Linked DNA regions of Mus musculus: region 1 is linked to region 2. A link is a loop called in an ENCODE intact Hi-C map of the cell type or tissue named here. Cell type or tissue: left cerebral cortex. All regions are shown on one strand. Each heading gives the region's core, and the rest is flanking DNA. Links, peaks and the distances in the headings are about the cores only. Region 1 overlaps Homer2 (homer scaffolding protein 2). Region 2 holds the start of Homer2 (homer scaffolding protein 2).

Region 1 (15,846 bases), core at 4,960-12,959, 81 kb before region 2:
AGGAAGACCCGGAGTTCAAAGCTATGCTCAGGTACAGAGTGAGCCGCAGGCCTGCCCGTGAGCTGCAGGCTTGCCCATGCTGAGACCCCGTTTCCAAACAACACCAACACCATTTGCATCCTGTCACCCTGGACATTTCTCGCTAGCTGTATCCTCATGTGTTTTATAGTTCTAGTTAATTTTAATAAGGAAAAACTCTTCTTTAAATACTATCCCTTCTTTTTTTGTTGTTTTGTTTTTTTGTTTTTTGTTTTTTCAAGACAGGGTTTCTCTGTGTAGCCCTGGCTGTCCTGGAACTCACTTTGTAGACCAGGCTGACCTTGAACTCAGAAATCTGCCTGCCTCTGCCTCCTGAGTGCTGGGATTAAAGGCATGTGCCACCACGCCCCCATCTTTTTTATATACAGGAATATTATTGATTTTGTGTATAATTTCATATTATTTTTCATAATTTCTTAGACTTTTTTTAAAAGTAGAGTTGGAGTTTATTGAAACACAGTGGTTAATAGAAAGGTACAGGGCACACCTGAGAGTGTGGGTGTGGGCTCCTCAGAGAGAAGCACTGTTTCTTGGGCTCTTACATACTTTTCTTAGATGTTTAAGACTCTCTCTTGTCAGAGATAAATAAGTAGGTCTTCCTCTTTCAAAAGCAAAACACAATTAGAGATCCAGCAGGTTCTCACACACACACTCACATTTATATCTCCCGTACACGCACCCTGCACCAAGAGGCTCATACACGCTCACTGACACCGACAGACAGGTGATGAAGCCAACTGCTCGTCCTCTGACCAGGAGGCAGAATGTGATGCTCTGAGCAGGACCCTGCCCGGTGGGAAAGGCTTTCAGGAAACACAGCGCAGGGAGCGGGGTGTGTGTGTGTGTGTGTGTGTGCGCGTGCGTGTGTGTGTGTGTGTGTGTGTGTGTGTGTGTGTGTGCGCGCGCGCGCGTGTGCTGAAGCAACCTCACCTCTGTGTCAGCGCGATCTTCAGCTTGTCATTCTCAGACTTGAGGTGAGTGTCGGCTGGGCTCGCGTGAGAGGCCTTTTCGTCGTCTGTGCCATTGACGCTGGATGCCTGAGTGGAAGACGGGGTTTCACACCCAGATTCCTGGCCAAAGTGAATTATCTTCACATGTTACTGCTTGTCCTTACATTGGCAGCAAGTTAGGCATAATGAGAAAATATGAGTTTATGAGTCTGGACAAACCCACTCATTGAACCAGAGTGCAGTGTAGACTAACCAGCAGAAAGGCTGACCAAGACAATCAGTCACAGGGCCTAAGGGCCCAGAACACTCCACACAGCATTGGTAAGTTGTGATTTGCTGACCAGATGATACCTGGGGCCACCACTCAGAGCTTTTTAATTCAAACTTTACCTTCCTATTTTCTATGTTCAATCCCTATCAAACTTGAATATCTCCTTAAATACCCCAGGACAGAAGTCACAATTATAAACAACAGAGACTAAGGAGTTCAGTGTCCTTGAGGATCTTGAAAGAGTGTCAGAAACAGGAATGATGGACAGATCCCGGGACTACGGACAGTTAGATGAGCACACTTATTAAAAACACAGGAACCAGATAGGGGTGTTTGCTAGGTCAATGCTGCTAAGCGTTCTTATGAATATCCTGAAGTGGTTTCTGTAAAGTGCCACAAGGAGGGAACCTCATCTGGTCTGGAGTAAGATCTCAGCCCTCATTTCGCCTCCACCAGGCACACAGGCAAACAGAGGCACTGTGGGGCGAATAGTGTACAAATCTGACTAACCTAAAGGAGAAGCCGCAACTAAAACTAAAACACGAACTGAAACCTGGGGAAAATATATGCAGCAGGCATTAAACGTAAAATTTAAAGACCTTTTCCATGTTGAAAATCTTGAGTCACTTTTAAAAAATTAAAATGATTTTATTTACATATGTGTGTGTGCGCGCGTGCACGCATGTGCATGCATGTATGTGGAGGTCAGAGAACAACTTCCAGGAGTCTATTCTCTTCTTCCACCGCATGTTCCTTGGACTGATCTTATGTCATTTAGGTCACTGGGTGTTCATGGCCAGGGCTCTCGCCTGGGAGCCATCTCACTGGCCCAAGAATCCTCTCTTTTAAAAATAATTTTGGATGTATGCAGATACCCTGGAATGCCTTTAAAACATGGGATAGGGAGTAGGTGTAGCGGCCACAATAAAACAACTGGTCATGGAAGTTCACTACATAGTCTATTCTATAATTATATAGTATATGTTTAAATTTTTCACATATTAGAAAGTATGCAAAGCCAACAGCTGAGGCTGCCTGGACAAGCCTTGCACATGGTTCAGCCAGGAATATTCTAGCATGGAGGGTGGGGCTCAAGAGCTGTCACCCCTAACTGAAGAGCTACTGAGAGCTGATGCCTTCTGGGAGAGGAAGACTCAATTCTTAGTCCCTGGTGGGTCAGCCATGCTCCTGTGCACAGTCTCACACCCAAGAGTCTAACGGCAGCATGGACCAAACTTGGTGGGGTGGGGGGAGGAAGAAAGGAAGAAAAGAAAAGAACAGAAGTTGGAAGGGGAGGTGGGGTGGACATGGGAGGCATACATTGTGTGAAATTCTCCAAGAATTAATAAAAATATTATTATATAGTTAATACTATATTAAAACTTGTAAAGCCCTTAGAAATCAACATATGAATATTTTACTCTTTCAAAAAGTAAAGAAAGACTATTGATAACTACAAAAGAAGAAATGTACATAATCAATTAGCATAAAAACATTTAATGTCGGCCGGGCGTGGTGGCGCACGCCTTTAATCCCAGCACTCGGGAGGCATGAGGCAGGTGGATTTCTGAGTTTGAGGCTAGCCTGGTCTACAGAGTGAGTTCCAGGACAGTCAGGGCTATACAGAGAAACCCTGTCTCAAAACACCAAAAAAAAAAAAAAAAAAAAAAAGAAAGAAAGAAAGAAAGAAAAGAAAACCATTTAATGTCACTAAAAATGGGAAGATCCAATGAAGACACACTTTTCATCTGTCAAACCAACAAATTTTCTTAGTGAGCTGTGGGAAGCAAAGCCCTTACTCACTGCTGGTGGGAGTCGGCATTGAACATCGCTGTGGGCTAAGAGCACAGAGCACCTCAGCACTTTAAATGCCCACACCTCAACCATGTTTCCATTTCCAGAATTTATCCTGCAGAGAAGCAATCAATGCTCAAAGATGGGCAGGAACACTCATTACCATGGTATTTATGTCAGTGAAAAAAAGTAGAAAAGACACAGCCATCTCAAACGGTAAGGAGTCAAAGGAATGAGCCTTGGTGAAACTGGAATATTACTTGGGCATATTCTAGTTTATAGCAGGTTTGAAAGGGAATACTGGAAACCAGGAGGAAATGGTCACAACTCTCAAAATATTTTCTTAAAAGGTTAAAAGGAGTAATAATAAAAAAGTACCTGACATATGTAACAAACTACCAGCCCATCTCGTGGTTGATATGGAATGTATTCTGTGCTTGGTTTCCAGCCCCGGGGCTTGAACCCAGGGCCTTGTGCTTGTCAGGCAATATTTGGCTGCATCCTAGCCAAAAGGCAGGTGGGTCTGTCTGTCTGTCTGTCTTTCTTCTTTCTTTCTCTCTCTCTCTCTCTCTCTTTCTCTTTCTCTCTCTCTCTCTCTCTCTCTCTCTCTCTCTCTCTCTCTTTCTTTCTTTCTTTCTTTCCAGTCTGCTATGTTGTATTTCTTTTATTCCCTCTCTCTGTCTCTCTGTCTCTCTCTCACACACACACAACCTACAATAAGTGTTTTTGTAATTTGGGTGTTTAGGTTTTCAGATTTTCAACTATTTGGAAAAGGTGGTCAGAGTGTTCATTCATTGGAAAGACTCAGTGGATGGATGGTTCAGGAAAAGGAAAACACACTCACACGTCAGAGTATATACTAAAGCCTAGGAGACAAAACCTCGTTTCTAATGTCTTAGGTACGCTTATCCAACAAGATAATCATAAAGCAAAACTTTCGAGACTACGCCGGGGCCTAGCAAACACAGAAGTAGATGCTCACAGTCAGCTATTGGATGGGTCACAGGGACCCCAATGGAGGAGCTAGAAGAGAAAGTACCCAAGGAGCTAAAGAGATCTGCAACCCTGTAGGTGGAACAACATTATGAACTAACCAGTACCCCGGAGCTCTTGGCTCTAGCTGCATATGTATCAAAAGATGGCCTAGTCGGCCATCACTGGAAAGAGAGGCCCATTGGTCATGCAAACTTTATATGCCCCAGTACAGGGGAACGCCAGGGCCAAAAAGTGGGAGTGGGTGGGTAGGGGAGTGGGGGGGAGGGTATGGGGGACTTTTGGGATAGCATTAGAAATGTAAATGAGGAAAATACCTAATAAAAAATATAAAAATAATAAAGCAAAACTTTCTAGATAAATGAAGGTATTTAAGTATAAAGATATCTAGCTGGGCGTGGTGGCACACGCCTTTAATCCCAGCACTCGGGAGGCAGAGGCAGGCAGATTTCTGAGTTCAAGGCCAGCCTGGTCTACAAAGTGAGTTCCAGGACAGCCAGGGCTATACAGAGAAACCCTGTCTCGAAAAACCAAAAAAAAAAAAAAAAAAAAAAAAAAAAAAAAAGTATAAAGCTATCACAAACAAAATGTGGTACTCAGGAAAAGGCAGTGTATTAGAACTCTCTTTGTCAGGAACCATTTCTGCAGAGTGAATCGACCGTTTAAAAATGCCCATTATGGGGTGCGGGCTGGAGAGATTACTCAGTGGTTAAGAGTGCCTATTACAGCCAGACAGTGGTACAGCAGGCCTTTAGCCCTAGCTCTCAGGGGGCAGAGGCAGGGGATCTCAGAGTTCAAGGCCAGCCTGGTCTACATAGCAAGTTCCAGGACAACCAGGGCTACACAGAGAAACCTTGTCCCAAGAACAAAAAAATAAACAACAACAACGACAAAGCATGCATATTCCTCTCCCAGAGGAGCCCGGTTCAATTGCTAGCATCTGTGATTTCTATCAGGTGATTTATCACAGCCTGCAATTCCAGCCCCAGGGGACCTGAGGCTATTGGCCTCCTCAGGCACCGTCCCCAGTACATGACATGCAGACACACACACACACACACACACACACACACACACACACACACACACACAAACATACAGCAGATTTTTTAAAAATGAAAAAAAAAATGAGTTCCTACCCACATTTCCATTTCAAGATCTCATGTGATTACTCAATAATTATCACAGTAAATCAAGCTGTCACTTGGATCAGGGAGTAGTTAAAGTTCCCATCCACCAGAAGCCTAGCATATATTCAATCTATAGCTCCTCCTGGATTCTCTATGGCAAGCCCAGTGGGTGTATAAGTCTAGAGACCTAGGTCTGCCTGTGCCAATCATCCCAGCCTCCAAGTCTGCTGGCAAATGCAGGTCCCGGTGGCTGGCACCCTCTGTGACTCTGCTCCGCCTCTGGGTGTCACACTGGGGTTTCTCCTTCCCGGGGGCCCCTGCTGAGCCCAGTCCTGAGTGTCGGACATGACTGTTTCAGATACCCAGTCTTCCTGGTTCTCTCATTGGAGCTGACCTCTTTCTGACACAGCAACCCAGGCTAAGCTATCCTCCCCACCCCCAGCCCCTGCAGCCTTATGGGACACGTCCTTCCTCAGTACCTACACCTCTTACTCATGTCCTATAATAACTCCGAAGGCTACTGACCGCCTGGTTAATGAGCTGGATGATAAATAACGAAGACTCCCAGACCTCACAGTGTCTCCAGACTTATCTCCATCCCTGATGCACAGGTATGCAGGACAGACAGACATCCAGGCTGTTTGGCTCAACCATCATTCTCGACCAAATCCCAGTCCTGCTCCTGGAGTCCCCTGTCCGTCCCCATTCCTACCTCCACGATGATTAAGCCTTTTCTTATCAACAAAGACATCAGGTATGCTGGTGCCTTTTTCTTTTTATTTCAGGTTAAAAATGGGTCCTTTATAGCCATCATTGTCATGCTTTTAAGCAGACAGACAGACAGACTACTCAAACCCTGGCAAAGCAGGATCTCTCAGACTTAGAACTGAGGGGACACCATCCTCTATCTGCCTTCTGTTCAGACAGGGAGAGGCTTGGAGCTCTCCCGTAACAAACATTTCCCTAGTGAGCAGGAACATCCTGCTACGGACTTCCAAATGATCCGTGAACACACATGTAAACACTGCCTGTCCTCCAGGCTGCTAGAGTTCAAGAAATCACCAACCCTGATGGAGCATGATATGTCTTACCGCAAACTTTGTGCGCTAACCAAGCCCCATACCAAATCCTGGCCTTGAGCAGGCTAAGTGAGTGCTGTGCCACAAAGCCACACCCTGACCTTTAAACACAGTGACTGCAGAAGTTCTTCATGGGCCAGGACCAGGTGACTCCGATTGCATCAGTGGCTTTCCTCAAAAATACAGTACCACACCTGAGACATTCCAAGTCTCATGAACACATGTCACTTGTATCTCACCGAGAGCAGGCTAATAGTTGAAAGAAAAAAAATTCCTTCAGAATATCCTGCTGCTAAAATTACCCATTTCTTGCCAGAAGTGACAAGGAGTAAGGAATCTCAATTACTGATCACACTCAGATGCATCTCGGGGACAAATGACTTACTTACTTGGGAATGATTGCTGGAGGTCTCGGTTTTCTCCTGGGACTTGTCTCTGGCTAGCCTGGCAGCTTCTCTTACCTCCTGGAACTTCTCTGCAAACTGAACATATGGAACAGTTATTAGGACTTACTTTAATCTTATTCGTGGCCATATCCAGTACCTACCTTTATTATTTTGTATCCACGTTAAGCCTATAAATTCTGTACAAATGGCAGAAAAATTCTGCCATTCAAAGGAAATAAGATAAGAAATTCCTTTTTCCAATAAACACCACCGATCATGGTCAGACTGGAACCAGTCTCAGAGTTCCTGTGGCTAGCTGGATGCAGTAACTGAGAGGAAGCACGAATTTAAAATCCTCTGATTCACAGTAACTAAGACAAAGACATCACAGGAGGAAGCCATGCCAGGGGAAAGGGAAAGAAGGCCAGCTGCCGGCTGCCATGTGCACACCTGCAACTCCAGAACTTGGGAGGCTGCGCTGAGAGAATTGAAAGTTCAAAGCCAGCTCATGCCACAAAAAGAGGTGTAGGGCAGCCTGCTTTATGAACAATGAGGCCCCGTCACACTGACGCCGCCACCACCACGGCAGAACAGCAGTAGCAACAAAAGAACAGACACCTAAAATGTTAGGGGGAAGGCTTTAGGTACCAGACAGCAAAATGCCATAAACAGCCTATGATTAGATCTTTAATTATCACACAATTTACTCTGAAATGCTTCAGCAAGAAAGGCGAAGCATGATAAAATGTTAAAGTGGTGGTTAATCTTCGCAGTCAGCTTGATTAGATTTGCAATCACCTTGGAGGCGCACTTCTTTATAGTCTTCCAAAGAGGTGTTACCAAGGAGGACACACTCTGAGCATACAGGAGGAGGACACACCCTGAGCGTAGACCCAATCCTATGGGCTGAGATCTGGGGATGCTAAGGGGAGGCAATAAGAGCTGAGGGCCAGCGTTCATCTCCCTGCTTCTTGTCTACAGACGCAGTGGGACCAAGCCAGCCACTTCCTGTCTTCCTTACCCCGAGGGACTACACCTTCAAAGCAGGAGCCAAAAGAAACCCTTCTTTAGGTTGCATTTGTCACAGCAACGAGAAAACCAACCAACACAATTAACAGACATCTGGCTGATACACAGTTTATTATCCTACGTTCTCTATTTTTAAAATGTTTTAATATTGCTATATTTCTAAAAGGATTTATTTATTTATTTGTTTTATGTATGTGAGTACACTGTTGCTGTTTTCAGACACACCAGAAGAGGGCATCAAGTCCCATTACAGATGGTTGTGAGCCACCATGGGGTTGCTGGGAATTGAACTCAGGACCCCTAGAAGAGCAGTCAGTGCTCTTAAACACTGAGCCATCTCTCCAGCCCTATATTTCTATAACTTAAAAATCCTAAAGTCAGGATTAGGGAGAGGGCTCAATAGTTAAGAGAACACAGCGCTCTTGTAGAGGGCCTGAATTTGGTTCCTCGTTCCCAGGTCAGATGGCTCACAACCACCTGTAACTTCAGCTCCAGTAGACCTAACTCCTTTTTCTGGAATCTCTGTGCACTGCACTTAAGTACATAACCCTCCCCACACAGACACACACATACACATAATCTAAAGTAAGCGCTCAGAGAATCTTTTTTAAAATCCTAAAGTCACAGGGTAATCACACCAGTTACTGGCTCAGAGTCACTGACAGGCAAGAGTTTAATTAGCAGTATACCATTAGACCATTGAATTACTTAAAGATAATGCTGGTATTGTATATCTAAGAAGGCTAAAATGGCAACAATGAGAAACAGGAAAAGCCAGCAGGCTGCCAGACCCTGACAATTCTGGAGGCTCTGTTATATGCTCATTTATGTGTGAACACAGGCTCTCTCCTCTGAGCCTGCTTTCTGGACCCCAGCAGACAGAACCCCATATGAGGAGAAAAGGGCACACTTCCTATTCCAGCCTGTGCTGCACCCCGCCCCCCTCCCTCCACAGACCCACTAACCAAGCCACAGACACAAGGCTTCAAACCTGACCACTCCAAAGCTGTCAGAGGAAAACCATCTCTGCTGCTTAGGCACATGAGACTAATTGGGGACGGATGGATAATGCCACTCCCTCTTAGAGGGACCACGATGGGGAGAGGCCCTGCCTCTCCTGGAAAACTCCGACACCCTGCCCCGGGCAGAGAACAGGCACAGGCATGCTGTGAGCTCCGGAACTCTAAGTCTGTAAAGGATTTTGCTCATATTCAAACAGACACAAAGTAAAAAGGAAATTTCAGGGGGAAAGAAAAGCTTTAAAGTAACAAGAAAGAAGAGTGCGGCCAGAGATGGCTTAGCTTTGAGAGCACTTAGTGACCTTGTAGACTGCAGGGCTTTGGTTCCCAGCAGCCACAAGGGAGTTCACAACTCCAGTTCTGGGTGTTCTGGTGCCCTCTTCTGGCCTCTTCAGGTACTGCATGCATATAGTGTCTCAGATACAGTTTCAGGAAATGCTCATTTAAAATGTTTTATAAGCTGAGCACGGTGGCTCATGCCATAATCTCAGCACTTGAGAAGCTGAGGCAGGAGGACTACTCAGAGTTGAAAGCCACCAAGCCTTGGCTACACAATGAATTCTAAGCCTGGACTATAGTGTGAGACTCTATCTCAAAAAGCAAAAACAACTCCCCAGAAAACAACAGCAGCAAAACCAACAACAACAACAAAAACCTAAACAAACAAAACCTATACATTACCAGTTGATACAGGACAGAGCGGAATGAGCCCTGAGAACTATGTCTTGTCAACTAAAGGAAACTGAGCTCAGGGCAGAAGGCAAACAGCCGGTGAATGTAGAAGTTATTCAGCCACAGTGAGTAGGAGGCAAGTGTGCCGAGCCCCTGATGAATTAAAAGGCAGTTATGAAAAAGACCAACTTTGGAAATCAGTCCTGGGTGCAATCAGAATCAAGCATTTATCAATCCACAGCTTGGAAGACATGAAAGAAAGTCATAGAAGTGACAGGTTTGAAGATGCAATAATTCAAAGCTTTTAAATGGAGAAAAAACAAAAAACAAAGACAAAAAACAAAACAAAAGAAACAAACAAACAAAAAGCAAATCCCCACTCAGAAGGGAAACAGCAGCCAGGGAACTGTCCTCAGCCGGGAGAGGATAACACAAAAAAGGACCATTACTGCTTGACAGAGTTCACACACGATGAAAAGGAAAATATAAAAAATGCCAATAAATAAGTGGTGAGATTCATGAGCAAAATACAGCAAATAAACAGCATATAACTAGGGTTGTACAGCCTGGCTGGAAATTTGAAGCAAAAATAATGAGGTGCCATTCTTTGCCTGTAAAATTAGCACAGGCTAAACACAATCCTAAACCCGGGTGCTGGCAAGTTCGTTCTGGTCTTGGTCCGTGTTTTGGTACAGCCCCACTGAGAAGCAATTTGGAAGTACATATTGTGAGTGACAAAAATACTCATACCTACCGACACAGTGATAGAGCTCCCGGGAAACCACAGAGAAAATAATTGAGGATATGAAAAAAGGGGGCCTTCAATGCAGTGATCATAATCCCAGAATTATCCACAATAATGAAAACCTGGATGTGATCCAAAGCCCGTGAGCAGGCCGGGAGAACGCTACCGGGAGAGCCGAGGCAGGAGCGGAAGACCCAGGAAGTTATCATCCAGTGGAGACCACCTCTGGGTCTAAAGCCTTCTAATATTTCTACCTTATTATATTAAAAAGCATATATGTGTGCAAGCATAGAAAAATACTGTTTTAATTTTTTGCTATTATTGTGTCTGTTGGAGGATAGCCTGTGGCAGTTTCTCTCTGCACTTTGACATGGGTCTCGGGGATCAAACTCAGGAGGATATGCGTGGGCAAGCGCCTTACCTGCTGAGCCATCTCAGTAGCCCCAGAAAAGGATGCTTTTAAAACCTACGGTTTCATCACCTAAAGAAGAGCTCTAGCCAATAAAGTTCTGACATATTTCTATATGTATACATGCATTCATCACTTCTTTTAAATGACACTGCAGATCTCACCTCATAGCCAATTCTGAAATTAATAATATGGCATTAATACTTCAAGCATTTGTATGACCTTCTACTAGATTATCTTCAGCGCCGCACAATATTATCCTGAAGGACGCACGAGGCTATTTAATCAATTTTCTTTTTCCTTTCTTTCTTTTTATTTTTTAAAATTTATTTATTTATTATGTGTAAGTACACTGTAGCTGTCTTCAGACACTCCAGAAGAGGGCATCAGATCTCCTTATGGATGGTTGTGAGCCACCAAGTGATTGCTGGGATTTGAACTCAGGACCTTTGGAAGAGCAGTCAGTGCTCTTAACGGCTGAGCCCTTCTTTTTATTTTTTAAATATGGGGTCTCACTATATAGCCTTGACTAACGTGGAACTCACAGAGATCTGTCTGCCTCTGCATCCCGAGCGCTGGGATTAAAGACGTGCGTCACCTCGTCCCGTTAACCAGGTTCCTTATGTTTGCTTGTTTGCTTCTTACTTTGACCGGGCAAGAATATCCCTGTAGTAGCTACACCATGCCACCAATATTTCCTTACAGTTTCCTAAGTGAGACTTACAGATAGAAGAACATTTAATACAGGGTTTTCTGAAATATATTGCCAAGTATTTTTGGTATGTTGTTGTTGTTTTTAATTCTGAGGTCATTTTATAAAGTTTCTAAAGTTACAATCATTTTAATCAAAACTGTCATCATTTATGAAAAGCAAGAATGCTTGACCTCTTGTGTGGCTATTTGGGGGTGAGGTGGCTCCTGAAGATCTGAACTCTGTTGCTTATCTATTAAAACCTGAGTGCTTTCTTTTCTACTAGCTTAACGGAATCTCACCGTTGTCTGGAATGGTGAGGAGTGATGGGGTTGGTCAGGTTCATCATGGCAACCGACTTTATTCTTTATTCTGTTTGTTTTGGAATGAAAGGCTGGGCACCCAGGGCTTGCAAGAGAGCCAAAGAAGATGTCTAGCACTGGTTTGTTTTTTATTCAGAAAAGTGCTGGCCCACCTCTGCCTCCTGCTTGCTTCCATGGATGCAGGATGGCTAGAGCTTGAGAAGAAAGACCAAAAAAAAAAAAGGAAAAACAAACAAAAGAAAAGGCACCAATCTCTCAGAGCGGAAGCAGGGTGTCTCAGGCTCTGTTCTGCTGCTGCGAGGAGGCACCGAGACCAAGGCAAAGCTCCTGGAAGGAAGCGTTAGCTTGGTCCTCCGTCACAACATATTTCCAATCTGGCCAGTTTGTGATGCTGTCACTGCTGTCCTGATCCAGGCCACTGTCATCTCTGACCTGGGCTTGTACTATCAATCCCTAATGGGTCACACTTCCACTCTTGCCTCCACCACCGTCTCTTATCAATACAGCAGCTATAGCTAGTGATGTACATCTGCAATCCTAGCACTCAGAGGTCAAAGGCAAGAGGATGACAAACTTGAGGCCAGCCTGGGCTATCTATGCGTTCTCTCTCTGTCTCTCTGTCTCTCTGTCTGTCTCTCTGTCTCTCTTACACACACACACACACACACACACACACACACACACACACACCTCTGTTTTAGTCATTGTCATATTGCTGTGAAGAGACACCCTGACCAAGACAACACTTAAAGAAGAAAGTATTTAGTTGGGAGCTTGCTTGCAGCTGTTGAGGGTTAGTTTACTGTCCTCGTGGCAGGGAGCACATGGCATGCATGGAGCTGGAACAGTAGCTGAGAGTCACATCCTGATCCATAGGCAGAGAGCGGTGTTGGGCCTGGTGTGGGCTTTTGAAACCTCCAAGCCCACCCCCAGTGACACACTTCCTCTAACAAGGCCACACCCCCTGATCTTTCTAATCCTCCTCAAATAGTGCCCCTCTCTGATGACTCGGCATTCAAATACATGAGAGTATGAGGGCTGTTCTTATTCAAATCACCACACAGTGCCAGCGAAAGAAACTTTGCACAGTAAGATTAATGGTATCCGTTTAAGCACCGTAGTCATATTTTGTGTTACTTGCAGCCACAAGCACTCTAACTAAAACATATCAAGAGAATGCCTAATGGCTGCAGGTAGAAAACTGGCCCTTACACTAGGTGACTGGAGAGACAGGATAGAGGTGCTGCTCTTATGATCACAGTGAATAAGGGAATGTGAGGGACATGCAGCAGGTTATGGGTTATTATTTATTATTTATTTATTGCGGGTGTACACATATACCATGGCAGGCATGTAGGGTCAGAGGACACCTCGCAGGAGTTCTCTCCTTACACCATGTGGGTACCTAGGCTTGCCCTTGGAGGTAGAAAAAACAAAAAACAAAACAAAACACCAACTTATGAGAGAAAAGGCTTACTTTAGCTCACAATTGAAATAGTTGATTCTATCCACAGTCAAGAGCAAAGAGAAACGAATGTGTGTTCGCTTCCTTGTGCTCAGCTCAAATGCCTCACTCTCACATCATATCAGGGATCCCCTGCCTAGGGAATGGTATCGCCCACAGTGGATTGGGTCTCCTTGTATTAATTAACAAAGGCAATTATCTACAGAGATACGCACAGGCCAACCCAAGGTAGACAATTCCTCATTGAGATCCTTTCTCAGGTGGTTCTACAACTGTCAAGTTGACAGTTAAGGTAAGCACTACACCCCAGATTGAATTGTGGAAGCTGAAAGCATCTGCCACATATGCAGATGGGGTTGCGCTGCATCCACCACAGGGCGGTGGAGATTCTATTCTGGGCCATTCCCTTAATTAAGAACCTGTTTCCTCTGTCTGCGGTGAGTGAGAAGGGAGAAAACTCAGAACAGTAGGAATGTGCGGTCAGATGCCGGAACGATGAACTTTAATGACCGCCTCGATCGCCCTGCTACCTGGTTCTACCTCTGCTAGGTTTTTTTTTCCTTCCAGAACCGCATCTTACCAGAGCAAGCCCGTTTCTTTCCACCATTCCTCAGGACGCCGAGGAACTGTGTCTTCCCTAGTGGGTGGACACACAGATCCCCATTCGATTCCAGGAATATATAACTTTTCTTATTTTTGGAAAGCCTGTCTAAGAAGCAGAAGGACTCGGTGCCATACTTCCTGGGCTGTAGTTCTGGAGTGGTCCTTCTAATGAAAGCTGCGAAGAACAAGGTATCTATTTTCCTTCTGGGGGTTGGAGAGAGAAGCACATATGAAGTGTTCTTAAGTGAAAATGTCCACGCTGGTGTTTCTCTCTCCAGCCCACAATGTCTGATTACCGATCCTGCTGTAGGCTGTGGGTGGGTGCACTGAGAAGTCAGAAATACCCAGTCACAGCTGCCCTTCAGCGCACGAGCTTAGGAACCTTCAGGCCCGGTTCCCTCTGTGCTAGTTAATTGCCCCTTGTTGAGGCTGCTAGCCTCAGTTCATGGCAATTTATCAGTGTGTGGTTAATCGCTCCCTTCAAAGAAAAAGGAAAAGCTGATTTGAAGTATTTTTGGATAAAGGACATACTTGAGAGCGTGTCTCAGAAATCTCTGTGATGATGGCAGGTCATAGTCACAGAGCAGAGACATCAGTATTGTCAGAGACTGGGGACTCAGGAAGAAGGGACACTCCTCCTTAATAACAGGACATTTTCTTCATCTGGGAGAAACTGGAAGTAGCTCAGATCAAGGTCTTTTCAGGTCCCAAGGCAGGAACATTCACAGTTTGTTCTAGTTTCTGTTTGGAGTTGTCCTTTGATTCTTTCCCGTGGAAGCGTCTCCTTCACCCGTCCTCACTACCTTTGCTCTACAGAATGAAAGGATTGTACCAGGAAGCTGAGTGCCTCTCTCAAACTACCCTTGGCTCCTGGGAACTTCTGGGCCTGGACAGACAGAGGCAGAAGCCTGAGCTGAGCTGGGCAGGACCCGATGCTTGCCCAGCAGCCTGAGCCTACAGGGCCAACTATGCAGGCTGAAGAATGAATGGGTGGGCCTAAGTGCTAGGTAAGATGGGGAAATCTCCAGGGTCTCCTCTCCCTACCCCACAGCTCATGGGGCTGGAAACCACACAAGCCCCTGCTCCACTGCAGACACAGGAGGTCTCAGCCACCATCACAGTGCACGCTGGTCCTTTCTGCCACCAAGGCTCTGCATCTGCCCTCTCTCCCCCACTTCAGAAGAGGTTGCCTCCACCCCACCGCCATCATCCCTGGGGCTTGGGCTCCCTCACTCATCTGCCAAAGTTCTGCCATTTAAAAAAAAAAATTCTTTAAAATTCTCTATCTCTTCTACAAATCATCCTCAGGGCTACCCTGAACTGAATCTGACTTTATTTCCAGGAAAATAAAATAAAATAAAATATGCCTATCTGAAATGCAAATCTGGTTACTTTACTACTGGGTTAAAATCCTTCTAAGGTCACAAGATAAAATTCAGAAATCCCAGCATGCTCTACAAGACCTTCCAAAAGCTGGCTTCTAGCAGTCACACCAACTCAGGGAAGACTTGGTAACAGTCTGTGGCTCCCCTCTACAGCACACAGCATGGTGCCAGTGCTGGCGCTGGGACTGCTGCTTCCTGCTATTGGAATGGCAATGGGACACCTGGACGCTTGCCTTGGGAACCCGACCGACCCAAGAGTACAAGAAAAGTGGCCATCCACACTAGACCTGGGAAAATCGGCAAGGCCAGAGGTGTACGGGAAGGGAAGAAACAATTAGTGACACAAGACATTTGGGAACAAACAATGTTGTGGGTCACAAGTTTAACCACTCCCTAAAAAAATAGTCTTATTCCTCATGAATGCCCCTCAGAAATCCCCCTCTTCAGAAGACAAGTCTTTCTGAGCCAGGCAGCAGGAAGGGCTCTGTGGGGCCCCCACCCAACCTCCTTACAACCAAAAGACCTATGGATGAACTGACCACGGTGCCAGAAGAAAAGGCCCCACATGGTCTACGAAAGACACACCTGCTCTCCATAGACATCCTGACATCTGACGTCACAGAGTGCCCAGCTATTAATGGTACAGCAATGGGCATCACAGAGCAGAGTGAACAGCTAGCTCCCTGTAGAAGCTGGTCACATGGGGCCCTTTCTCCATAGACATAGTAGAACTTCACCGGGAATCGTGCTTCTGAGATGGCCAGGTATCTGCCAGCCCCCCTCACACCTTGATCTAGAGCAAGGCTGCCCAACCTTTCTAATGTTGAGACCCCCTTTGTATAGTTCCTCATGTTGTGGTGACC
Region 2 (15,846 bases), core at 3,520-11,519:
AAGCAGAGCTATCTTCATTTTGTTGACAAACAAGAACAAAAAACAAATAGTAGATGAGAACGGGTGGAGGGAGCACAAGGACCACGAGGATGGGGCTGTAGAGCTGTCAGCGGCTGTGGAGGTGGCCCGTGGGACAGTGCTGCTGCAGGGGCAATGAGGACCTGAGTTCAGATCCCAAGACCCACATAAAAGCTGGATGTAGTGAGTGTCTACAATGTGCCTGGGGAGATGGGTGGATCCCAGGGGTCCACTGGCCAACCAAGCTAACTGCAATGGTGAGGTCTGGATTTAGTAAGACACTGTCTCAAACCACAAGAGACAGCCAAACAGCCAGACACACAAACACACACACACACACACACACACACACACACACACACACACAAAGACTGAGCTAGGAAGAACACAATGAATGAGCTCTGGGGCGAGGGTGCCAAGAGTGACCACACATTTGACTGAGGCATTACAGAAGAGCATGGTAATGTCCACACCACTGAGCCCTCAGAAAAGCAAATCATCTGCCCTGCTCCAAGCCCTTCTGCAGGGGATTGTACACAAGCTACAGATGGGACCTCAACCCAGTCCTAATTACCCTCAAGGTTAAGAACGGCAAGAGGCTTCCAGCATGCATGATGGTATTTCCCAAAATAGAAGTGACTCCAGACACTTGGTCCAGCCCCTGCTACCTGCTGACTCTTCACCTCTTCATCACTCTTCCTCTCGCCTTGATCGACCCCTGGACTTCTTCACTGATTGATAACATGCTGGGCATGCCCCTGTCTCAGAGCCTTTGCACTTGCTGTCGACTCCACCAAGAATACTCGTCCCTCTGCTCCCTCTGGGGCTTGCTTTGCTTCCGTTGGGTCTGTAAGCCCCCTTCTCAACGAGGCCTTCCTACTGGTTATTTAGAATCTCTTCTGCCACAGCATCTTTGAACCCATTCCCTTACTTTTGAGGGTGTCTAATAAGCGGGATTTTATAAATAAAACAAAAACAACCCAAAGAATATTTGTCCATACCTGATTACTTATTTGGCTGATATCTATGCATTTGGCATCTAGTTCCTTCCAAACTCTCTGCCTTTTCCCAATACAGATACTGAAGGAGATTGCTATTTAAATGAACTAGAGTCTTTTGGTACCTCTCCAGCGAGACATATTCCCCAATTTCCCCAAATGTATGGACCCCCCCATCACCTTTATACCCTTCAACCACAACATTTTGTTTACTCTCACAGCAGTTAAGCACAAAGCAAGCACCAGCATACGTGGCTTGTCTCCTTTTTAATATATATAAAACCCCACAAAAGCAGGAATTAACTAGTGGCTCTGCTCATCTCTGGGTCCCCAACAGCACTGGACAGATGTCTCACAGATGAAGGGTTCAAACTAAGTTTAGTGAAGTTGAACAACAACAAACAAACAAAAAACAAACAAAAAAAAACAAACAAACAAAACACTGGGCCAGGAGAAAGTAAGCTTATTTTAAAGCATCTTTAAATTTAGTTTTATGCAATGGATGTTTTGTCTGCATGTGCATCTACACACCAGTGTGTGCCTGGTGCCCACAGGGGCTAGAAGAGGCCGGTTGATCCCCCAGGGCTGACGAATGTGAGCCACCATGTGGGCACTAGGAATTAAACCTGTGTTCTCTGGAAGAGCAGCCGGGGCTCTTAACCAGTGAGCTGACTCCCCAGTCCCTGACGGACTCTATGGTAACTCAGAACCCAACGTAAAGGTCCATAACTTGTCAAAGAGCACAGTGTGGTTCCGAGGTGGGAAAGCACATCCGAAGAGTTAAGCAGTATAGATCACAGACGAGAGGCAGCCAGCCGGATCCAGTGACAGTGGCATCCGTCCACTGCGAGTAACCCGTGGCTGAACAAAGCAAGCAAGTGCGAAATGCAGGCGGCCAGTGAAACAGTAGACCTTATTTGTGAACACCGACAAAAATCAGCTAAAGTTGCAACAGCCAATAGGCTGCCTTTTCTGTTGGCCTTTTATAGATGGCAAGATGATTTATAGATCGGTGACAGCACCTGGCCTGAAAAATTAACTCACATCACAATAAAAACCAAATGGCTTAGCATTAAAACAAAACTGCATCCAAACCATCCCTCTCTCTTGGCCCTGTGACTCCCCACTTAAGGAAATCATATAGAAGGTCCAAAAAACATCACCCTTTTCCTCCTGGCACCTGAGCAAGGCTCCCACCATGCAGATAGTAACCCAATCAGAAAATATGTATGGCAGGCCTGTGAGGAAACTGTGCCACGAGTTGGGGTGCAATGGTGAAAAGGTGGGTCCCATCTTCCTGGAATAGTTAAGGATGATGGAGTATAAACAAGTCAACAAAGCCCAGGTAATCACAGCTGTGCTATGGCAAGGGCCTGCAGTCTACACAGGCGGGGCTCTGAGAGTCCTGGGAAGCAGTCCTCTTGGGGTGGTGGCCGGAAAGACTGATCCTGATGTCAGTGTATGAAGGAGGGCAGAAGATGTCTGCAAAGCCAGGGTACAAGGATTTCAGGCATCCAAGGCCCCAGGAATATGGATGAACACATTCCCAGTACTGCAGAGAATTCTATCAGATAGTGCTGAGCTAGGATGTGCTCTTGTACTGATGTAGAAAGGAAGAAAGTGGACCTTAGGAAAGGTGGGGAGAGGTGGGACGAAGGGGTCCTCCATAAAGGAGGCCAGGAATCTTCAGAATGTGGTAGGTGGCCCTGCAGAGTGACTGGTGACACTGGAGATAAGGTAGAAAGAAGCCCGAGCCTTTGTCCCATGAAGAGTGTTGAGACAGGAGAGTGACAAGATCTGATTTGCAATCTTAAAAGCTAGTCACTTGGCTCCTAGGAAAAGACTAGACTGGCAGTAACCCAGTGTGGAAGCTGGGGGTGGGTTGAAAAGTTTATTTTTCCAAGAGGAAGGCAGTGATGGGCAGGACTAGAGCCAGCACTGTGGTTACTGTGTGGAGTGAGCATGCTCCAGACCTATTTGAGAAGTAGAACTCACAGGGCCAATGACAGCCTAGATATGGGATTGGGGAGGCGGGAGGGGGTGGAGGTGGGTAGGGAGGTGGGGAGAACCAGGTATGACTCTTGGCAAATTATCAGAAGGGCAGTGGGGCCACTGACTGGGTGGGATGACAGAGGGAAGGTGAACTCCGGCAGCAACAGCAAGAACCCCAGAGATGGACGAACTAGAAGCACAGGCCTTTCTCAGAAATAAAAATGTAGGGTTGATGATATATAGGCAGTGATGTTTAAAGCCCTGTTGGTGATGAGGGTAAGTTGAGGAATTGGATAACATGACCTGGAAAAAGAGTGGTGACCCAGAAAGGGGACCAGGAGCAGCTCCTGAGCATAGCCACCACTGGGAGTCAGACAATGGAGCAACCAGTGGGAACACTGAGCCTCAGAACCAAGGGAAAGGAAAGGCAGATGGGTGTGATGTCAGAGGAGCTGAGAGGGGCTAAGAGGGGAGCTCGCAAGGAGAAGGGCAGGCCTCCAGTGAGGAACACCGAGGAGGGGTGGGAGAAGAGAGGGGCTGGCATCTAGAAGCTACTATGCTGGGGTGAAGGCAGAGGCCAGACTAGAGTATGGAGGACAAATGCACTATCTGTGAGATGTTGTCAGAGGGACAAGGAGATGGACCAGAAGCAGGACAGGTATGCAGGATCAGGAAGCGGAACAGCCACTAGCTACACGCTGCTACTCAAGTCACACCCTGAGTCACAGTAGGTGCATTAAAGTGCCCCGTAGCCTCAAGTGGCTGATAACTGACCTTAAGGCTACAGCACATTCCCAGTGCTGCAGAGAGTTCTATGGGACAGTGCCGAGCTAGAGTGTGCTTCTGACCTGATGCTGAGGGGAAGATAAGAAAGAAAGAAAGCAATCTTCCCAGAAGGTGAAAGGGTCTGGGCAGAGTCTACATCAGTAGAGAGCTGTCGGGCCATCAACAAACAGGCAGGAAAGAGTAACAGCTAATATATCCGACTTTGGCTACTTTGTGGGTTCTTCTTTCTTCCATCCTTCTCCATTCTTTTTCCACCTTTCAACCTCCTAACACTAGATAGGAGAGAAAAAAGGATGGAGGGGAAAGCGGGTAACATTATTGTTAGACTATTTCCTAATGGTTAGGGACATCAAGTTCCTTGGGGGCAAGTTTGATCTTCACCACCAGAATATCTAATTTCCTCTTGATGTTTCTTCTTTGCACATGACTACTTAACAACCTGCTACCAACCAACAACCCACACCCTCTTGGGGCTCTAGCATTTATACCCTCTGAAAAGTCCCCAAAATGCCAATAGTCAGACAATCGCAGAGACTATCTACTGCAGGCAAAATCACACCCCTGCCAGAGGACAAGGCAAATCACAATCAGCTGCTGTGGACAGTCTGAAGGAGCCCCGTATCCCACACCTGGGATTAAAACGAAAACATTCTTACAATATTTCTGTGTTTTGTAAAGAAACCAAAATTCTTACTATAAGCTTCCTTCTTGCTGTAGGAAGGGCAGGAAGATGGAGGGAGAGGTTCCTTTGGTCTGTAACTGCCACTTGGTCCAAGAAAGAGGAGCCAGAAGCATGGACAAAAAGGGCGAGCAACATCTGAAAGGAGCCAGTTGAAAACAGCTGCCTCAGGGAGGGAACGGGAGCAAACACTGGAGATAGCACATACTTAATGCAGAACACTTCGCAGAAGGAAAAGGGCAGTAGACACCTAAGGGGGAATAGAGCCTCACCAAAGAAAGGAAACCACTCAGGCAGTTGGTTTTTATTTCCTTAAACCCATGTCTCATCTGTCTACACTGCAGAGCCCTGAGGAGGTCTGACAAAACTCTAGCCAGGTCTGCCACAGGCTGCTTCTTGTTGGTGCTTCCCTCCCATGCTCATCCTGTACAACTCCCAGAAAGGATGGCAGTGGTTCTATCTTTTATTAAAATGGCTCCCTCCATCCACCTCCTCCGTCTAAACTATTTATCCAGCCTTTAGCCCCATCTCAGTTTATAACCATGGCTTGTACAGTCACATAAACTACAGAAGAAAATATATGGTAAAATGGCAGGGAGAGGTAAGAGCTACAAACCAGCCATTCGCTACAAGAAGTGAGTAATACCCATTTATTGAGTGATGTTAAAATGACATGAAAGACATGTGCTGCGTTTAAACAAAATGCCCAAGCTACTCCTCCCTGCTTTTACACAAACAAAAATTATTTTCTGGAATTTTCTTTGAGCTTTTATGAGTAAATGTTTTCATTCCCACAGACCTATTTTAACCCCAGAGTTTCAGTATTTGTTTCTGATTTGCAAGTAGGCTCACTGGTTTTGTGTCACCCGAGGGGGAGGGGCAGAGGAAGAGTTAAAATCACCAGGTCCTTTTACCTTCCACGTGTGCCAACTCCTTCCCAAAGCTTTTGTTTTTTAACTATGAAACCTGAGCGTCTCAAAGATTCCTTCTGCTCAAAGATGAGTTCTTTCATATCTGCTGAGAGATGGCTGAAAATGTTACAAAAATCTGCCTTCTGGGTAGGATGACTGTCTATCTCTGGCCTCCCAGTCGTCCAACATAAGTCTCTTGGATAGGCATCAATATTCCTAAGCAAACTTCCGATGGGCCCTCTGTCCCCCTTGTTCCATCTTGGCGTCCACAGCCATCTGCTCTCCTACCCGGAGCTCTACCTTGCTTGCCTCTGCTCCCTCCAAAACTCTACCAGCTCCACGGAGAAAGCCACTCCTGAGGCTTGTCTGGAGCTAAGCACAGTAAAGCCACTGCCCCATAGGGGCTGGTGGGGCCACCAGGGCGATCATGACTCTTCCCATGGCACCCATCCCCAAAGGGAAGCTAGTTCTCTAGACCACCTACACAGCAGAGGCCTCTGGGCCCCATGAAAGGCTGTTTGAAGAACACTGGGCTCAGCAGCAGAAGACAGACCTCTGATGTCCTTAACCATCCTCATGGCCAGTCAGGCAGTGGCCTAGCTTCTGCCGGTGAGCAACCACACACTAAGTATTCCCCTTTTACAAATGTATCAGCTGTTCAAGCTGGGAGAAGTCTCCCAACTAAACCGGCCTCAGTTTCCTCTTGTGGAGAGCAAGCACACAAACCATATCTCGCATAGAGACTGAAACACCATGAGTGTGCGCTCACATCGGCGAGCAGATGTAAAGAGTTACTGTGTTATTAGCACAGTGGCTCCTGACTCACAGCGCCTACTGCTCGGAGAGACGCCGAAGAGAAATCAATCCTGCTTTTAAAATTACTTTATATACTCAGGAGCATTAGTCACTTCAACTGAGTGCTCCAACTTCCCTCCCAAGCATCTGGAGCCTCACCTAGGTGCCTAACAGATTGTCGCATCTCAACGCTGCCTACAAGTCCACTATTCCTACGCTGAAGGGTTATTATTGGGTGTGTTTCCTTTCCAGGAAAACTTCGATTTCTATGTCGCTGGCTGTAAATGCAGCCGTGAAGAAAGGCAAACTGCTTTTCACACTCACAAACCCAGGCCCTGGAGTTGCTCGCGCTAGGGGCAAGGAGACCGCGGAATGGCCGAGGCGCCGAGACCAGCCCGGGTGCGGGTCCCCGCCAGGTGTCTCCGCGCCCGGCTGGCTGAGACGGGAAGGGCCGTGGGCTCCAGGCGCAAAGTCCGCGCCCAGGCCGGGGGCGCCCCGAGCTCCCGCCGCAGCACGCGACCGGCGGCCCGTAGCCCCTCGCGGGCGCTCCGCGAGCTCACTCACCCCATCTCCGGCGCTGCTCGTGCGGCCGCTCCGACGGGGCCCCTGGCGTTCGCTCTCCGCCCGCTCGGCAGCTGCTCCCCGCGCGGCACATGCGGCGGCCCGAGTGCGCCCGGCTCAGCCCCGGCGCCGTTCCATTCCGCCGGCTGCGCGGCTGCTCTGCCGGTGTCGGGGCCGCCGCCAGGCGCGGGCGGGCGGGAGGGCGGGGGCTGGGCGGCCGGGGGCTGGGCGGCCGCGCTCGGGCGGAGCCGCCGGTCCCTCCCGCCCGCTCCTTACGTAACCTCGTGGCCCCCGGGCCGCCGCCGCCCGCCTGGAGCTGGGGGCGCGGCAGCGTGTGCAGCGTCCCCCGCGCTGCCGCGCAGTCGCCGCTTCTTCCAGCAGCCCCCTCCTCTCCTGTGTCGACCCCGCACCCGCGCGCCCTGCCAAGCTTGGCGCCGCGCCTCGGACGGGATGTCCCACCTGCTGGACTTGAAGTCGCAGCTGGCAGGGACTTTTTGGCCACCTTTAGTTTGCAGATGAGGGAACCGAAGCCCCCCAGGGAGGAGAAATGATGTGACCAAGGTCACAGTCTCAGATTAGATCTCACGTCTCCAGAGTCTGAGATGGGCAGGACCACGATTTGCTCCCCACCCCATTTAATGCCCACCTTCGTCTTCCTGCCCACCTGTCTGGCTGAGTGGCCTTAAAATCCTGGAGGGTAAGATGGCAAGGAGGATTCTGTAGCCCAAAGCAGGTTCCCTGAACTCTTCCCTGGGTAAAGACAGAAACGCACACCCTCAGCATAGCGAGTTGGCAAAATTTGAGAGGCTTCCTTAAGCTTGGCTATGATTCCCTACCAAAGGCCAGCACTGGAGCCAACCTAACCATCACCCCACACTGGGCCTTCCACGGGATTGTCTTCGGCTGAGCACACATTGCCCACACAAGCCTGGCATCTCTGGACAGACAGGGACTGGGAGGAGAAGGCAAGGACAAGCAACTGGAATAGGGCCACCACCGTGCCCCTGCCCTCATTTCCCTTCAGGCCACTGTGACTAGCTACCTAGCTCCTTCACCTCACAAGAGCACCCACCCCATTTCTAAACGGTGGTCAGTAATTTCTGAAATACAAGTTGATCTGAGGCTCCCCTCCCACTGTCCTTGGGATGAGCCTGGCCAGTCCACTACCACCTCCAGCCCTCTCACTTTGCCCTTGCTCGCCGCACTCCAGCCAGCTGGCCATTCTCTCAGCCTACCCACGTGCTCTTCTTTCTGTCTGGGAAGATTTTTTTCCCCTTCATTCCTACATGTGCTTCAGATCACTGTTACACTGTCGCGTCCCTTAGGGGCTTAACCGAAGGCCGTGGATGGCATTGTTCCGGTCCATTTTTCTTCCTTGCACTTACTGTTAGTAGTATCTCGTGTAAAATTATTGGTTTAATATTCCAGACACACCTGCAAACTCTTAGAAAGATGTGGCTTTTTGCCCATAATTGTAACCTCTACTACCTACAATGGGAATTCAAAGTCTTCCACCAATATTTGTTGAATGAATAAGTAAACAGACCAAGCCCTATCTATACAAAATTGGTCAGGATCTGTGCACACAGGTGACTCTGTTTAGAGCCAAGACTAATGAACAGTCAGCCCCAGAGGAAGTTCTTCTAACACAAGCTGAATTCCAAAGACCAGGGCTGTGCCAAGGTGCTGAAGGGAAGGGGTCACTGGTAAAGTCCCAGAAAGAAGCCAGAAGTAGGAGGATCAAAAGCAGGAGCCAGCAAATGTGTGTTAGGGGTATGGAAAACAAGACTCTGAGCAAAGGAGCCCAGTGGTGTTCAAGCCCTGGCTGGGAGGTCCATCTCTTTGCTCCTCAGATAGACAGGGTGCACCCACATCACCTTGGCAGGATGCAATGAGGCCAAGCAGGTGGGGTGGTGAATCGCAGCCAGTGCTCTGTGGTTAAATTGGCTGTCCTCTGTGTAGAAGGCTCTGAGGGAAGAGAGAGAGGAAGGGTGGATCAAACTCAAGGTCTGGGAAGGGATGTGCTTTCTTCACCTTCTCCAAGCTACTCTAGGAAGAGGGGTGTGGAGAAAGTGGACTCTGCTACTCTTCTCCTCTCCTTCAACCCAAGGCTTCCCGGGCAGTTCTCTCTGATGGCTCCCTACTCCGTCTCATTTTCTCGAGTCATCTTCACTGCACTCTCTCATCATCTTGGACTCTTCCCAAGAGATGGGCATTCACTTCCCAGTTAGAGGTCTTGCTGGCAAACACTTACTGTGGAGCATCACTCCTCCCTGTGATCAATACCCTAGTTGACAATGGAGAAGGCTGAAAGGAAGAGACTCTGTGCCCGTGGCTAAGGCCAGGCTAGAGAGAGTCTACATAGGCCAGTTAGCTGGGTATAAAAGGTGCCGGTGGTGAGGACAAAGCTGAGAAAGAAAGACCGTGGTCTTGGAGAAAACAGGGGAGAGTGTGATCTGAGCCTAATAGATGAACTAGTCCTGGAGAAGGGAAGAGGTTTTGCCTCAGGCAGGAAAGGCTGGGGCAAGATTTACCTGGAGAGCCTCTGAGGAAGCAAGGACACCTAGTGAGCATGCAGGAGAGAACAGATAGGAGAGAAGTAAAATTAGAAACAGAAGAATTGGGGCTAGAGAGATGGCTCAACCATTAAGAGCTCTGACTGCTCTTCTGACGTTCCTGAGTTCAAATCTCAGCAACCACATGGTGGCTTACAATCATCTGATAATGAGATCTGACACACTCTTCTGGTACTGTCTAAAGACAGCTACAGTGTACTTAGATATAATAATAAATACAGAGTTGAGCAGGCTCAACTGAATTCAAATTCCAGCAGCCACATGATGGCTCACAACCATCATCAGTACAGCTACAGTGTACTCACATACATAAAACTAAATAAATCTTAAAAAAAGAAAAAGAAAAGAAAAGAAACAGAAGAATTACAGCCAAACACTAGGCAGAGCCAGGGGAACCCCATAAGAAGACAGGGAGAAAGGATTGTGGGAGCCAGAAGGGTCAAAGATATCAGGAGAACACAGCCCACAGAATCAACTAAGCAAGGTTCATGGAGCTCACAGACACTGAAGGGACAATCAGATCCTGTATGAGTCTGAACTAGGGTCTCTGCATATATGTTATAATTGTGTAGCTTGGTGTTCTTGTAGGACTCCTAACAGTGTGTGGGGGGGTGTCTTTTGCCTGCTCTTGGGACCCTTATCCTCCTACTGGGTTGCCTCATCCAGCCTTGATATAAGGGTTTGTGCTCAGTCCTATTTTACCTTGCTTTGCTGTGTTCGGTTGATATCCCTACTCCTAGGGATATTCTTTTTCTGAAGAAAAATGGAGAAAGGGTGGTTCTCGGGGAGAGGAGAGGTCAGGAGGAATGGAGGAATGGAGGGAATGGAAACTGTAAGAGTAATAAGAAAAAAAAACCATAAACATAGGAGTTGGGAAAAAATTTTAAAAACAGAGTGTTAGACAAAGCTGTAGTTGGAAATAGGGCGAGTGCTGCTTCTGAAGGCTGGAGGCCACACTCTGACCACCATAAGCTCAGGGACTCAGAACATTTGTCATTCTGTGCGGGTATCAGATCTGGTGATCACTGGGCACAGACCTTGGGCTGAGGATTCTGCGTCCTAACTGGACCAGATCAGATAACCTTGAAGAGCTTGTCAGCAAGCTATAGCCAAGTCAGTAAAGTAAGGAAATGAAGGGACGGCTGCAGCTCAGTGGCAGCATGCTTGCCTGCATCCCCAAAGCCCTGAGCTCCACTACTAGTGTCACAACAAATGGAAACAGAGCAGCTCCCTCGTGCCTACTAGCTCGCCAGAGACTCCTGGGCAAAGAAGCACCATGCAGACTCTGTGCCTAGCAAGCTAGTAGTACTCCATAACTTGCTGGCTTCTTGCTCTCAAGGGCTAGCTTCTGGAGATGCGAGGCAGGAAAAAGGTAAGTTGAGCCTCTGAGACATCTTTAAAGTTATGACTACTACTAGTTGTAGTAGTAGCAGTAGCGGTAGTAGAAGTACTTATTGTGTGTGCATGCTTTGTTCAAGTGCAGATATTCATGCTATGGTGCACATGGTGTAGACAGCTTTAGGAAGTCCTTCCCTTCTGCTGTGAGTTCTGGGTATTGAACTTTACCCACTGAGCCACCTTGCCAGCTTCACTTAAAGCATCCTGTCTTTCCAAAAAAAATAATATTAAGAAGAACATGGCCCCAAACGACAGAATTCCAGCTGTAATCCCAGCACTAAGGAGGCTAAGGAAGATCACTACAAGTCCAAGGTCAGTCTGGGCTATGCTGTGAGATGTTCTCCCTAAACAAACAGAAACAAACCAACCTGACTTGGTATAGACGGTGTCAAAGGATACAGATGTTCCAGGCATGGTGGCATGTGCTTGCAATCCCAGCCACTCAGAGGCAGAGGCAGGAAGATCCAGGCCAATCAGGGCTGAAGAGTGAGACTTTCACTCCTGCCGCCCCCCAAAAGGATATACAACAATGGTGAGATGTATAAAATAAATATATGTAGGATGGTTTAAACTACCATCACCATCTCCTATGCTCCACATAAGGATAGGCAGAACTTAGTGACTTGATTCCAAAGAATAAGATATGGAAAGTGGAACAGTTCCTCGATAGTGAAAGCCCCTGGCAGCTGCTGTCTTAACCACAAGACTAGCCAAGGTTACTATCACCAGTGATGTCTCGTGGACGTTATATACTTCTTTTGAGAGGGTATGACAAAGAGGGCCTTCACTTATGTGGTATTTCCCTCCGAATCCATAACACCAGTCTGTTCATGAGAAGTACTACAGGCAGTGTTAATGTGAGAAACCGTTTGTAAATGCCTGGCCAATTCTCAAAGCTGTCATGGTCATCATGTACAAGAGAAGATGGGAGAGCTACCAAGACCAGAGGAGACTATGGAATGTGGCAACTACCAATATGGTATCTAGATTAGATCCTGAAAGGAGAAAACCTGATTAAATCTTGAGTTGTCCAGATGACTCATTGGGTAGAGGTGGTTGCTAAACAGACCTGGAAACTGACATTCAGTCTCCAAAAACACGTAAACAGGAGAGAACTCTTACTCTACACATGTGTTCTGACCTCCCATGTACACCAAGGCATGCAAGCCTCCCTGCCCCCACAAAAAATAAATACAACTTAAAAAAAAATCTAAAACTTACAAATCTAGAGTTTGTTAATAATGTAACCCTGTTGATCCCTTACTTAAATAACAAAGGTCTCGTGGTAATATAAGATGTTAAAAGGGGAAACTGGGCAGCCAAAATACCTTATCCCTTTAATCCAAGCACTCAGGTGTCAGAGGCATTCAAATCTTTGAGTTCAAGATCAGCCTTACACAGTAAGTTTTTCAAGACAGCCAGAGCTAAATAGTAAAACCCCTGCCTTAAAAACAAAAACAAAGGCTAAAGAAATGTGGTTAAGGGTGCTGACTGCTATTCCAGAGGTCCTGGGTTCAAATCCTAGCACTCCCATAGCAGCTTAAAACTGTCTAAGATCTGACACTCACAAAGACATGCATGCAGGCAAAACACTAATGCATATAAAATAGAGGTAAATAAAACTTAAAACAACAATAAATATAAGAGGATGGTTGGGAGAAGGGACTATGGGAACATTCTATATGATTTCTGATTTTTGTTTGTTTGTTCGTTTGTTCATTTGTTTGTTTTTAAAACAGAATCTCATTATGAAGCTCTGGCTGTACAGGAACTTAGTATGTACACCAAGCTGGTCTCTAACTCACGGATATCTGTCTGTTTCTGCTTCCCAAGTACGGAGATGAAAGGTGCATGTGCCACATCTGGCTTTCTATACTATGTTTAAAACTTTCCGCCAAAGTCTAAAATTATCTGAAATAAAATATTTATTTAAAAATATAAATAGGATGATGAGATAGCCCAGCATATAAGGGCACTTTTTGCCACTCCTGAGGACATGAGTTCAATCCCTGGAACATGGTAGAAGAAGAGAACTAACTATGATAACTTGACACATCCTGTCTGTCTCTCTGTCTGTCTCTCTGTGTCTGCTGTCTGTCTGTCTGTCTGTCTGTCTGTCTGTCTCTCTCTCTCTCTCTCTCTCTCTCTCTCACACACACACACACACACACACACACACACACAAAATCAGTCCTGCATATATGTTAGGCAGCTGCACACTAGAACAAGAGATTTATCAAGAAGATCTGCTCATTTAAACATTTTTGCATGTCTCCTACATCCAGCCACTGAAGTCAACAACGTTTTTTAGACTGAAACCAGGTAAGAAATATATTTTACTACAACTGGACACTTGCACTCTCTATGATTTTACGTACATTGAAAGGAAAAAAGTTATACAGGAAAATTCTTCTCCTCTTACCTGAAGTACATTCTGACAGTTTTAATTCTAGGCCATTTCTAAAAGCAGCCCTGCTCAGAGCCTACTAAATTGATTTGAAACCTGTAATCTATCTATCTATCTATCTATCTATCTATCTATCTATCTATCTATCTATCTATTTATTTATCTTTTCTTTCAACAGCAAAATTAAGCTGGAGCATATAGATATAATGTTATCATTAGTGAGCTGGGTGTCTATGTCACTGATACAGAGACTGATACATTGTTTCCAAACATGAAAGTCCAATTCACTCAATTTCATATGAAATAAATATCCCATTAGAGTCATGAATTAATGGAAAATTATTAATTACTATAAAAGCTATTAGACCACATGTGTAAAAATAGAAAAGCAATCATTCCTTCAACAAATATTGTTCATCTACTGTGTACCTGGTACCATGAGAGGTATTAGGGATACAGTGCTCAGGAAAATAGGCCACAGTCCTTCTGCCACATATCTAGAAGACTTCAAAGAATGCTCGAACCAATTGACCACTAAGATATAAAGTTGTGACTGAGTGACTGAAGGCTCTAAGCTAGGTTAGTGAGGAATGGCCTCTTTAAAGAGGCATTTAGGACATTTGAAGACTAAGAGTCTTCAATCAGGAAGTGTGTGGCCCAAGAGGTCCCAGGCAGAGAAAACTGCAAAGGCTCTAGAGTGACATAGAATTAGGTGAGTGAAAACCCAGAAGGGGATCAGTCAGTGTGGCTAGAATAAGGGAAGTCTAGCAAAGCACAGACAGGTGAGGGAGGTGTGCGGGACCTGGGGCATGGCTGAGAATCTGTGATTCATCCAAGCACACTGAGAAGCCACTGATGTGCTGGAAATGCCATGATCTGGTCTTCATTGTTAAAAGGTCACTCTGTCTCCTGGGAGAAGGAACAAGAAGGGATCAAGCTTTTGGGGGGTGGAGCGTCAGATTTCCTCAGAGATGGGGTCCCTGGCTGTTTGTCCATGATCTAGTGACCAGAGTCTAGTAGATGGACACCCTTTGCCTTTGTGAATACAGGCAGCACTAAGTGGACTCAGTAAGAAAAAAAAAAAAGGCAGGAAGTTGGGAGGGAGATTGAGAGTCTTAGACAGAGTTGGAAGGGAGGTGGATAACTGAAGCACATTGTGTATATGTATGAAATTCTCAAAAAAAATAAATAAAATATACTAAAAAGGGAGTCACTGAAGGTTGGCTTAGAAAACAAAAGAGGAAAAGCTGAGAGACCAGTTAAAGAGGCTCTGCCCCATCCTCTATCCAGGGGTGAAGGATGGATCACAAACTAGAGAACTAAGTCAACAGGACTTACCGAGATGTACAATGTGTTTAAAGATATGAAGTTCAGGAAATAATCCTGGTTACAGCTGCTCTATGATGACGGTCCTATGGACAGGGCAACGGCTTCACAGCAGGGGACCGCAGGGACTGCGTGGAAGGATGGGTATCACACCTAGCACAACATTGAGTCCTGGCTCAGACATTGGCCATCCCTGTGACCTTGGACAAGGTCTTCCCTTGGCCTCACCTCTCTCATCTCTGAAGTGGGGCTATTTCATTGGACATCAGGAAGAGGAGATGAGATAATGACTGGAAAGTGACTAGATCAGTCCCTGGTGTTACATCCTCAATACAAATTAGTCATTAATACTGTATTGACTCTAGTGGCAGAACTAGGGTGACATTTCTGTTCTTTTAGTGACTGAGTTAACATGGTCATGATCAACATTTTTTTTTTTTTTTTTGGTTTTTTGAGACAGGGTTTCTCTGTGTAGCCCTGGCTGTCCTGGAACTCACTTTGTAGACCAGGCTGCCCTTGAACTCAGAAATCCACCTGCCTCTGCCTCCAGAGTGCTTGGATTAAAGGCATGCGCCACCACACCCGGCTTCATGATCAACATTTTAACAGGAAGCTGGTACTTGTGTGTAATCCCAACACCTGGGAAGTAGAGGCAGGAGGATCAAGAATTCAAGGTCATCCTGAACTCCATATTGAGGCTGGCTGAGCTATATGAGATCCTATCTCAGAAACTAAAACTGCCTAGAGTCAGCTAGAGAATCCTGGAGGCCATTCCCTTAATGGAAGCAGCTCAGGCGCTTCCTGCCACAGACTTTTGCTCACTAGTGTAGAGAACTTTCCATGGTGGTCAAAGAGCAACCTCCAACCCTTCAGTTTCCTAACTAGCTGAGTGCTTTTCCTTAGAAACATGAGTTATGAACACTCTTCAGTGTTCCTACTGTCCTGCATCTTTCCCAAGTCCATCCAGGCTAGCAAACTCCTGAACTTCTTGATGGGGGTTAACCTTTACTGATCACCCATTCTGAGCAGGCCTGGGACCTCAGACAACTTAGCCAGCCAAAGAGAACAAATAAATTCCATGAGATACTCCTCTGCATGAGAGAGGATGCAGAGAGAAATGTACAGTCTTAAAGAATATTTGGGAGGGAAAACCAACACACAGAGGGACACAGGGGCATTACTGGAAAGGACACACACATACAGTGATGACAGATATGCCCACGGGACAGGCTCAGTGGTGGATGGTGGGAAGTGGCCAGGGAGTCAAGTGAGAAGTTTGAACTTGACTGGTTGCCGCAGGAATACCAGTGTAAGTTCTGATGTAGGGGGACAGCATACTCAAATCTGTGTCTTAGATCCTCTTGGCATCTGTGGAGAGAATGATCTAAAAGGGCAGAGA

What was found. Hi-C counts contacts between places; a loop is a spot of excess contacts. Peaks named below come from ENCODE experiments on the same cell type or tissue, not always from the same donor. Only the 100,000 strongest peaks of a DNase experiment are listed, where the experiment ranks them.
Region 1: it touches region 2 in a loop (2.2-fold over the local background); 5 of 42 quality-filtered maps call a loop at or near these places.

What each region holds. Positions count from the first base shown.
Region 1 is chr7:81,617,607-81,633,452 of GRCm38, forward strand. Homer2 (homer scaffolding protein 2) reads right to left here. Exons shown (of 9, transcript NM_001164086.1): 4 at 6,646-6,738; 5 at 970-1,076. Among named protein-coding and RNA genes, the nearest start is that of Gm51279, 12 kb to the left of the region's middle. In left cerebral cortex, for the core only: CTCF peaks have their summits at 9,073 (motif pointing left) and 10,889 (motif pointing right); no DNase peak of the experiment used is centred there.
Region 2 is chr7:81,700,016-81,715,861 of GRCm38, forward strand. Homer2 (homer scaffolding protein 2) reads right to left here and starts at 6,910. Exons shown (of 9, transcript NM_001164086.1): 1 at 6,744-6,910. The coding sequence starts at 6,748. Gm32579 (a long non-coding RNA gene) reads right to left here. Exons shown (of 2, transcript XR_391652.2): 2 at 8,137-8,708. In left cerebral cortex, for the core only: CTCF peaks have their summits at 6,551 and 6,767; DNase peaks (open chromatin) are centred at 6,303, 6,769 and 7,144; H3K4me3 peaks cover 2,219 bases; H3K27ac peaks cover 1,756 bases.